Linked DNA regions of Homo sapiens: region 1 is linked to region 2. Evidence: read pairs that join two places in POLR2A ChIA-PET (ENCODE). Cell type or tissue: GM12878. All regions are shown on one strand. Each heading gives the region's core, and the rest is flanking DNA. Links, peaks and the distances in the headings are about the cores only.

What was found. Peaks named below come from ENCODE experiments on the same cell type or tissue, not always from the same donor. Only the 100,000 strongest peaks of a DNase experiment are listed, where the experiment ranks them.
Region 1: POLR2A ChIA-PET joins it to region 2 with 5 read pairs; 4 of 35 experiments call an interaction of 5 or more read pairs at or near these places.

Annotation. Positions count from the first base shown.
Region 1 is chr2:8,453,802-8,459,179 of GRCh38, reverse strand. No RefSeq gene overlaps it. Among named protein-coding and RNA genes, the nearest start is that of LINC01814, 130 kb to the left of the region's middle. In GM12878, for the core only: no CTCF peak of the experiment used is centred there; no DNase peak of the experiment used is centred there.
Region 2 is chr2:8,549,790-8,555,167 of GRCh38, reverse strand. No RefSeq gene overlaps it. Among named protein-coding and RNA genes, the nearest start is that of LINC01814, 31 kb to the left of the region's middle. In GM12878, for the core only: no CTCF peak of the experiment used is centred there; a DNase peak (open chromatin) is centred at 3,185; H3K4me3 peaks cover 792 bases; H3K27ac peaks cover 416 bases.

The DNA.
Region 1 (5,378 bases), core at 205-5,204, 96 kb after region 2:
CAAAAAGTGGTCCAAAGTCACTACTTTCTATTTCCAATTGCTTTGGGGCATCAGTTATTGAGAAGAATGCCTGGGTGAATTTGAAGTATCAGATGCATGTGTGTGCATGTATGCAGAGTAGTGGCAGGAAACCTGTATGACCAGCCTGGGAAGGACGTGATGTTCCTAAAGTGGAAGGGACCACTAGGATTATGAGAGCCAAGTCAAAGTTTGGGAACTCATTCTGGCTTTTGAAAATTCCACTTGCATGACTGATGTGGTTTATGCCATGGATGCCAGTTAGTGTGCAACTCCTTGCAAAATTCTGCCGGGTCAAGTCAGTGTAGCTTAGGTGGTGAGGGCATGGGATTTAATGCCCAAATGTTTAAGGCCCAGGGGCCTGAGTTTGAGTCCTGACATCACTTCAGAGCTGGGACTCCGTTACGACAGCTTACAGCAGAAGGTCTGGTCACAGACTGGCTCTGGCCCATGTGGGGTGCGGGGTCTGGGCTGGTGTCCTGCTTGTTTCTGGCTGGCACTTGTGAGAACATGAGCATCAGACATTCATGCTCCCCGTCTTCTGTGCATGTGAGTAGCGGTGTGAGGAAGGTGGTAATTCTCATTTCAGTATGAAATATGCTCTCAACACAAAAACAACCTACAAAACCAGAGGTGGGGGCAGGCCAATAAATGCACGTTAGTCTCAAACCTGACCCCATTAGAACAGCCACCCCACTCCCACCTGGAGTAGAAAGTCTGGAGAAAGGAAAAAAAATGACTTAAATCTTCTCTCCAGCCCTTCAACTTGCTGGCACGTCGCATTTGAAATGCATTCCTTCTCTAAGCTGGAAATTAGGATTTTCAAGTAATACATGAAAAACCAGTACGAAAATAAATACTGCAATAGTGGGGCCAGGATCCCTGGCCGCTCACAGAAATGTTATAGAAACTAGGCAGAATATGAGGTATTTTCCTGTGTTGTCATGCAGCACTTAATTTTTATGCTGATTATATATTTCTTATTCAATGTTATTTAACACCTGTGAAATTGACTTGACTTGGTAAGACGGCAGACTGTGGGATGGGGGTAGGGGTGAGAATCCTTCACAAGTCTTAAACGGAATTAAACCTGCGTGCTTATATTAACAAGGTAACAAGAAAAAAACCGGTCCAAACAGAAAACGGCCGGAAACCCAATGAGGTCCTAAATATAGTACAGTAGGTAATAAAGGATAAATATTTCTAGGAAGTAAAAGCCAAGAAGATAAATACCAGGTAGGCTGCACCTGCCTTCCTTATCTAACCTTTTAAGAATGCTATCGCTGGTTCCTGTTTGTCCACACCTCCAGCTGAGGGGGGAGGTGTTCCTGGGGGCAGATTGTGTTTGCAGTCGCATCTCTCCACGTCGCCTTCGCTGGTTCCGGCCTGGATGTTTTATTTCACTTTATGGGTTCACCCACCGCGGGGAGGAAGGCTAGCAAACCCGGGCTCAGGATGCTCCCTGGCGCTTCTTCGGTTATTTATTTAATCAATTTCAGCACGTAAAGGAGACCTTACTTATTTCTCAACACTTCTTTCTGTTTCCTGAAAGGCTGAAAAAAAGATGTATGTATGTATGTATGTATGTATGTATGTATGTATGTATGCATGCTCCTAAATATGTATTCAGTAAAGTTGGTAAAAAAAACACAAAGATTGGGTGGCCTGGCTGCTGCGCAGACCTGCACAGCGGGCTCAGCCCTCCCTGCACCCACCCCCGCCCCCTCGCCGACCTCCCCTGCACCTTCCATTACTCCCGCACCCACGTCTCGTCCCCCGCATCGGGCCCAGGGAGCGCAGAAGCCGGCGCGGCGGTGTTCGGGGTGGTGGTGGGGTGGGTAGTAGAGAGAGGGGAGGGCGTTCAGCGGCCCAGCAGGTGCTGCCCTCATCCGAGGCAGGCGCGGCGGGAGACAGCCTCCGCCCCACCCCGCCCCTTAACCCCGCGCCCCAGCCCGTTTACCCCGCCCGGGAGCGGCCTCCACGCCCGCCGGGCGCGTCCGGGCTGCGCCCCGACAGGAGTCCGGTGGAGCCACCTCCAACCCCCTAGGCGGCCGGGCAGGTGCAGGTGCGGGGCTGCCCTCCGCCCAGCCCAGGGCTGTTGACGCAGGTGACCCGGGTCTAAGAATCCCATCGGTCCACAGCCAGCATTCTAGGGCCCTGGGGACTGGGGTTCTTGGAAACCTCGTCAGCTGAGAGAACTCAGTTTCCCCTCTGGAGAGGTTTCAGACAGCGCGGCCCCAGACCGGGGAAGCTAGCGACTAGGCGTCCCCCCAGCCTCACAGTGGACGAGGCTGCAGTCGGGGCCTGACGGGGCCTGACCAGCGCGCCCCCTGACGCTGGCCCTTCCAGGTGCTCTCGGTGGGCACCACTGCCCGCGGTCCGCGTGATTCTTGCCCAAGTCTGTGGAGGGCCACAAAGCACCTCTTGTCATACAATTTTTAAGCGCCTCTATTCTCCCTTGGCTTAGTGGGCAACTTGCCCATTGCCCATCTCCAAATTAGGTCCCCAAAATGAGCCGTGAAATAGCGGATGATGGATGTTGCAGCCTTGGGTAAGAGCGCTCAGCTGGGTTTGTGAACAGCGTGGTTGAAGCTTCTGCAGAGGGGCCGTGAACTCTGGCCAGAGTCCGCGCTTTGGAAGAGCCCGCAGGGAATCTCAGGGATCTGCTACCTTACAAAGAAAACCGGCCTTATCCAGCCTCCTCTGCAGCACCCCCGGCCCCTCTCCCGCTTGGTGAGGCTGCAGGCCTGGGTGGGGTGGGGTGGCGGTGGGAGCATTGCTGATGCTCTCTGTACGGGCAGGGAGAAGCCTGGCTTTGGGTTAATGCTGCAGACAGGCCTGCGTGCGGGAGCCTTTGAAGGGCTTGCCGGGTTGGAAGCGGGAGGGTGGTTTAGTTTCCGAAAGCAGACTGCTTTCATTTTCTTGGTTGCCTTCTTTATCAAGATACTTCATTCTTTGACGTTTCCTGCCCAGAACCCTTTGAAGAAAGTCTTTTTTTGCTGAGTGTGCACTGTGCTCTAATAAGGCCCGTTGTGAGAGTCCCTTCTGTTGCCTGGCCCTGTGCTAAACGGTGAATAGGGGAGGCTGGGATGCGTCCCTGCCTGCTGTCCCCTCCCAGCGAGATCCGGAGAACCAGGGGAACCAGTGTTAGGGGCAGGACAGTGCCAGTGTCGAATGGCCTCTGAGATGGCAGCGTCCCCTCCGTGTGCCATCGCACTGTCGGAGAGAGCCTGTCCTAGTTTCAAAGAACTTGGGAAAAAATATTCTAAGCATCCTCAGAAGACAGGCGCTGTTGCCTAAGCGCCTCTGTTAGTCAGTTGCCCCTGACTTCTAGGTCTGAGCACAACCCTGAGTGTCTCAGCACTGTGGTCAACATGAAGAGGGCCTTCCAAGGGGGCCGTGTCAGTTATGTGGTATTTAGTATCTGGGTCAAGATGAAAAAAAAAAAAACACCAAAAAAGTTTTTCTGTTAGAAGGTTTCTCACCAGTAATTCTCCAAGACATACTTTCTGGTGTTTAATGAAAATGTTGAACTCTTCGCTGACCATCGACATGGGGAAGAACCCCACTGAGCTCATGAAATCTCCTTGTCTGCTACTTTGGTTGGCCATGTCTGCTCTGATCTTGGACAGCACCATTTCCCTTTCTTTGTGTGTTTTCCAAATGGGAGGCGGAGGCAGGCGCAGGGCCATCTCCCCAGCCTGGTGCTTTTCCTGTGTCTTTGTGAGCGGGGAGTCATTGCGGCAATACCCCGGCTCCACTGGTCACAGCTCACAGTCTTTGAGTGTGGTGGAGGCCAGGCAAGACAGCAGGCATCCAGGCCAGGACCCAGCCTTAGGTTACACTTTGCAGGGAACGTCCAGAGGAACTTTAAGGGGTGCTGGACTCCGGCGGGCCTTCCCTGGGGAATGGCCCTAAGAGAGCCACTAGAGCCGCTGACTTTCCTGGTCTCCATAAAGCAGGGGCCCCTCTTCCTGCTGCAGTGGCCCTGCTCACCCATGTGAGGATGCACCATGGTGCTAGGGTGTCTCAAGACTGGGCGACAGGTGAATGGAGGAAAGAGAAGAGCGAATCTTGTGATCCACTGGGTGTGCGGTGGTGAGATGCTGCTGTCTTGGAGAGGGTTGTGGCTTTGGGCAGATTTTATAGCATTTGTGTAACAGCTGTTATGCTTCTGCAAATCCTCTCCCTTCACTTTGGAACTCTGTCATCCTTGGCCTGCCACCTGGGGCTGTCTGGCTGCACGTCCTGAATATTTGTGTTCAAAAATGTGGAGTCGGGAGCTGGACTGTCTGGGCTGGAACCAGGCTTTGCCAATCGTTAGTTGTAGGACTTAAGTCTCTTTGTGCCTTGGTTTCCTCTTTTGCCAATTGGGGATAATAACAGTTTCAGCTTCACAGGGTGGGTGTAAGGGTTGAATGAGTGAATGTAAGTGAAGCACTTAGGATGGGGGCTGGGAGGCACAGCCCATGTGGTGAGGGCCTGCGGCGGTCATTTCACTGCTGTGTTGTTTGGCTGAGCCATATATCTTAATCCAGCTATTGGTATGTGACTTGGAATTTTCTTATTTTTTAAAAAAGAGACAGTGAGGGAGAAAATATAATTGACCTGTTTCACTGCGAGACTGACTGGACACCCTTTGCTAATGTGTGCTCTGGGGTTCCCATTTCTTAGTGGATTCACATTGGCATCACTGATTAACTTCATGGGAGCTTCCAGGTCTTTAGACAGCTTGGGATAGTGAAACTTGGGTTGTGTTTTAGAAGAAACTGGATCTGAACATCGGTATCATAAACTGTTTACCCTGGCAAGGGCTGCACTGAAGGGCAACCTATTCCTGGAGGTGTTGGTCTAGGTCTAGTCAGTACTAGCTCCAAGTTTATATGAAATGCAGCTTTAGGAGATTATCAATCAACATACCCCCAGCTCTTTGAACATAAAACAATGGAAAGTATGGCGGTTGTATCAGTTTCCATGCGTATCCGAGTGTAGCATGACTCGTCAAAGGAAAATCTCTGGAATACCCAAATGAAGCCAAGGGCTGGGCGGAGGCGTGCTATGTGCTTCTGATGAGTGAGTGCCGGGCAGCGGGTCAGGCTGGGATGTCTCCAGCAGGAAGCGCGTATGCGGCCCGCCAGGCTGCACCTGTTCTCACTTGGAATGCCCTTGCATTCTCAGGTGCAAGTCCTGAAGATGTTTTCTGAAATTCTTTCTCCTCCATGAATCCCTTTATGGCAATAATTCTGGACTGAGAGCTCTGGGGGGTGGGCTTGGGAACCTGTGAGTCACCGGAGCATGTGCCGATTCAGTGTGGCCATAGGGAAGGGCGATGGGTGATGGAGACCCCTGGTCTGCACAGC
Region 2 (5,378 bases), core at 188-5,187:
CGGTCACATGTCCACCCAGATTCAAACAGAGGGGACATAAACCTCACTTCTCAATGGGAGAAATGTCAAATAATTTGTGGATATGTTTTAAAGCTGCTTCAGCCTCCCTTATCACATATTAAATTTCCATTTATAATGGATCTGTTTCTAGACTCTAACATGTCCCAGTGGTCTATTTGTTTAACCCCGCTCCAACATCACCTGCCATCCTACAGACTTTTCTTCTCGGTTATGACAATATTTTAAAATTTCTAAAATAAAACTTTGGTTAGAAAGTAATATTACCTGTAAGCAATGATTTTTTTTGTGTGTCCATTGGGGGTTCATGGAGTTTTTAGGGTGGGTACACATGATATTATGCGCTGACATCTTGTAATTATATCTCTACTTCTTAGAGGAGAATTTCAGCACCTGTTGAGTTCATCTACCTCACCCCTGACCATTTTATAGGGCAAAGAAGCCCATGCAAAGACATTAAGTGGTTTGGCCATGGTCCCTAGCATGTTGGAGGCAGGGCTGGCCCCGGAACCCAGGTCTCCTGACTGCAGCATGGTGCCCTGCCTATCAGGCTGGCTGGATTCTTCACACCCCAGCCTTCGTTGGTTACATTGTGCTCACTATTGATGGTTGCCTGTGGCCGTTGACAAGGGTTTTGGTTACCTGTATGTATGATGCTGACAGTAAACTGTGGAGCAAACGCGCCTCCTGCACGGTGAGACAGCCCCCAGGTAGAAACGGCGTCTTGGCTGGTGCCCCACACTGCACGGTTACTTCAACCTTCATGCACTGAGCACTGCACCAACTGCCAGAAGAATGTATTGGCCATTTTCATCATTTCTACACTGGATGCTGGGTTTGGGATTTAGAGATCAGCTGTGGAGTAGGCTGACCTCTTACCAATGCCCTGGGAAAATGCGGTTCAAATTAATCGTCATTCCCTGGGCTGTTGGGAGCTGCTTGCAGGGAATATCTCCCTGGAGGTCTCTTTTTTGCTTTGCCCTGAACTTTAAGACCCTCAGAACTTTCTGTAAGAGGCTGGCCTTTTAGAGCTGAGAGGGACTTCTGTAACCTAAACTAGGTTAACCAGACTTGGATATTTGGCAGACATTTTCTTGAAAATAAATGAAGTAAGCCTGTGGCTTCAGGAAAAATAACTGATAGTATCTGTTGCCATACAATTAGACCTTTCGTGTGAAAATTAAAATTTTAGAAAACTTGTATCCATTGCTGTGAGCTTGATAGCTTCCTAACACCTCCGGACTTTTCTGATGGAATTCATGATCATATTAATGCACTGGCTGTGTAATGAAATGTGTTGACGTTTGATAGATCACACGTCAGTGAATCAATATTTGCCAAATGACCAATACATTTATTGCAAAATCATGAGTGGGTAAACAAATGATCTATTCAAAGTGCAGGATAGCTAATAGATTTTAATGTAGTCATATAAAAAAAATAGGTGAGATGGGTTCTCATTCAACAGTGCAGCTAACCTATGAGAAACTATCATGATTTGAATTTTGGTATAGTATGGAAGAGGAATAGCCACAATTGTCTGAAAAGTCTATTACAGACATGTCCCTCTTTTCTAGCTACATATTTGTTTCGGGCTGAATTTTCTTCACATGCCTCAGCTAAAGTGATCTAATGGCCCAGGCTGAGGGCAGAAGCAGATCTGACAACCTGGCTGTTTTCTAAGTCAGACACCCAGGAGCTTTGAACAGGCATAAATTATTGCCATTCTTCTCACTGATATTTTTGTTTTGAAAAGTATAGTGGCTGGGGCACGGTGGCTCACGCTTGTAATCCCAGCACTTTGGGAGGCCGAGGCAGATGGATTACTTGAGGTCAGTAGTTCGAGACCAGCCTGGCCAACATGATGAAACCCTGTCTTTACTAAAAACACAAAAATTAGCTGGGCATGGTTGTGGGCGCCTGTAACCCCAGCTACTGGAGAGGCTGAGGCAGGAGAATCGCTTGAAACCGTGAGGCAGAGGTTGCAGTGAGCTGACATTGGGCCACTGCCACTCCAGCCTGGGTGACAGAGCAAGACTCTGTCTCAAAAAAAAAAAAAAAAAAAAAAAAAGAAAGAAAGAAAATGTAGTTATTTTTCTTAAAATATGAAATTTATGTTTACATGTCATGAATTATTGTTATTTTTGATACAAGTTGATACATATTTTAAAATTTTCTCAGTTTTAATTTGTAAAACAGCAAATGCCATCAAATCTAAACTCACATGAACAAAAGCTTTTGAGGATGCTGAATAATTTTTAAGAGGGCAAAGTGGTCCTGAGGCCAAAAAATCTGAGAGAGGCTGCTTTTCAGAAAAACCTACCTTAGTTTAAACAGTTAAGAGACCTCTGCACAGGCACCTGGTTGGTGAGGCCTATGCCAGGTGCAAGGGCGGCCCCCCGGCTGTTACCTGTGAGCTTTCACCAGGTCTGACTTCTGCCTTTTAGGCAAATGACCTGGATCCTGTGGGGCATGACTCGGAGACCACTGGGCATGTCTCCTCTTCGGCGTGCTATTTAAAAGCAAATGAAATGGTACCAGCGTGTATTTCTGAACGAGTGTGAAAAGAGAACGTCAGAATAGAAAGTTCAACGGTAACTGTGCAATGAGTAATGTGGGTGTTCTCTAATGGGGACCAGGAAAAGGGAAACTTGTCGGGAAGACGGGGTGTATGCTGATGTCAGGAGGTCTTGTGTGAGGCTGCTGAGGCCCTCCCAGATCTGCTTCACATCCGCTTCTCACATCTGCATCTGAGGCCCCGCTGTCTCACCCCCGAGTGTGGAAAAGGGGGACTCGGCTGCACCCTCCCTGTGCTCGCCCCCATTGTTCTCTACACCCTCTGTGCGTGTGCTGCTGAGTTTATAGTCCGGGATTGTGGGTGGAAAGACAGCTTTGTATTTCTGAATGTTAAGAAGATAGAGTAAAGCCACTTCAGTGTATTCTTTTTTTTTTCCCGCAAAGGTATATCCATGGACAATTTTCACCTTTGTCTTTCCTGGGATTATGTGTATATGCCCTCTGTCCCCACCCTGTTCTGGATTCAGAGATGAATTGGACTTGTCAAGAAAGTGCTCAAAGTCTCGTTGGGAACTAGATAGAAAGATCGAAAACTACACAGGGGTCTGAGGGGATGTGATGAGTCATCTTCCAGACAGTGACTGCAGTGGGCGTCTAGAGAGGGCTGTGCCCTGACGGTGGTGTGGTGGGGTAGTGAGAACGGATCCGGGGAGAAGGAGATTTGGGGGAGGGAGAAAGTAGTCACATGGGGCTGCATAGAAGCAGGTGTTCAGAGGGAAGGGAATTGAGAACTGCTCCCCAGGAGAGCTGGAAGGCTAAGTCCAGGTGACCCATACGGAGTCACCAGGTAGTGAAGACAAGAGCAGGGTGCAGGCATGGGGAGGCAAACCCAGATGATTTTCTGAGCAGTTGGCTTGTGGTCATGAGTGTTTTGATTTCACTGATCCCGCTGAACACACACTGCCTCTTGCCAAGTCCAGCCTTGAAGAGTTGGAGTCATCTGGAAAAATTCATAATTAAGGGAGGGCATGAACTTGACCTTGAAGGGCCACCAGGATTTGGGTAAGAAGAATGGGAAAAGCATTTGAGGGTTAGGAAAGGGGTAGATGAAGGCTTAGAAGTGGGAAGGTGCCAGGCATGTGGACCGGGGGACTGGAGCCAGGGGGTGGTGTGGGGAGTGGGCCGGGCTGTGAAGCTGAAGGCCCTGCAGGCCAGACTCAAGCATGGTCCTTGCCTGTTGGCTGTGGGAGCCACGGATGGTCTTTGAACAGCAATTAGGACTGTATGACAGGGCCCTTATCATGACACCTGGGAGTGACTGAAGGAGCAGTGGAAACGCCAGGACCATTAGGGTTTCTCTTCATTGAGGGCAGTCAAAGAGAAAAGGAGAGATGAAAAAAATCACTGCTTTAGAGGAATTGGGGGCTGACTGGAATCGTATGGCAAGGGAGCGGAGGAGTGAGGGATGGTGCCAAGTTTTCGGCCTGACACCAGCGAAATACAAATACGCTTGTGTTTCTTTACATAGCCGAGCGCGCAGATGATCTTTAAGACGTGCTCGTCTGATTTGGCACTTGGATTCTGGGAGGAACAGGAGGAAGAAATCTCTCAGACTGGGAATCAAGTTTTAGCTCCCCTTGGGGCTATTATTATTACCTAAGGAACACAGTCAGGCTCCTGGGTGAAGAATCAAACTAAGGACAGTGGTGTCTGTGACCTGGGCTCCTCCATGGGCCCGTGTGGCCGGCAGCCTCTAGGACTGCCTGGTGACCCCCACTGCTGTTGTCACAGCCTCTCATCGTGCCCATCCCTGGAGCGTGGGCTGGATCTCAGGACTTGCTTCTCGTGGATAGACCACAGACTACAGCAAAGGTGACAATATGCCGCTTCCGTGATGAGGCCACATGTCTTGCTCACTGTCACTCATGCCTTTGCTTGGTCACTCACCCTGAAGGAAGTCACTGGCCTCGGGACAGGCCCCCATGTAAGGAATCGAGGTCTCCAGCCAACAGCTATGTGAGTGAGCTTGGAACCAAATCCTACCCCAAGCAGGCCCCGAGATGACCACAGGTTGTCAGCTTGATTGCAGCTTGTGAGATGCCCGGAGCCAGGGGGACCAGCTGGCCACTCCCAGGTCCCCGGCCCACAGGGACTATGACATAATCTACTTGTGTTGCGTTAGGCTGCTGAACTTGGGGAAATTCATTGCACAGCTATAGATAGCCGACACATCCAAACTCTCCTGGTGGTGTTGAAGAGCACTGGCCCCGAAGCCAGATGCCTGTGTGCAAATCCTGGCTCTGCCATTTACAAGCTGCACAACCTTAAGTAAATTAGTTGGTTCTATGTGCCTCAGTCCCTTCACCTGTAAAATGGGAATAAGAATAACGCCTGTGTCATGAGGTGACTGTGAGGATTAAATAAGGTAGCCCCTGCACATCGCTTGGCATCGTGTTAGCACTCAGTCAGTATCAGCTCCCATCCCCACGATTACTATTGTCTACCCTTGAAGGCCAGCCAAGGGCCCATCCCACCTATAGCTTCTTCTTACTGCCCCAGCACCTGCTGGCCTCTCCTTGGCACTGTACACTCTGGTTCTCCATTAAAAACTCTTGAATTTGTTCTCTGAGGGTCTCAGATGTGTCACCTCTTCTCTTCCCAACTGTGTTAGTCCATTTTGCATTGCTGTAAGGGAAGACCTGATGCTGGGTAATTTACAAAGAAAAGAGGTGTATTTGGCTTACCGTTCTGCTGGCTGTACAAGCATGGGAGCTGGCATATCTGCTTTAGGCAAGAACATCAGGAAGCTGCCACTCATGGCAGAAGGTGAAGGGGAGCAGGTG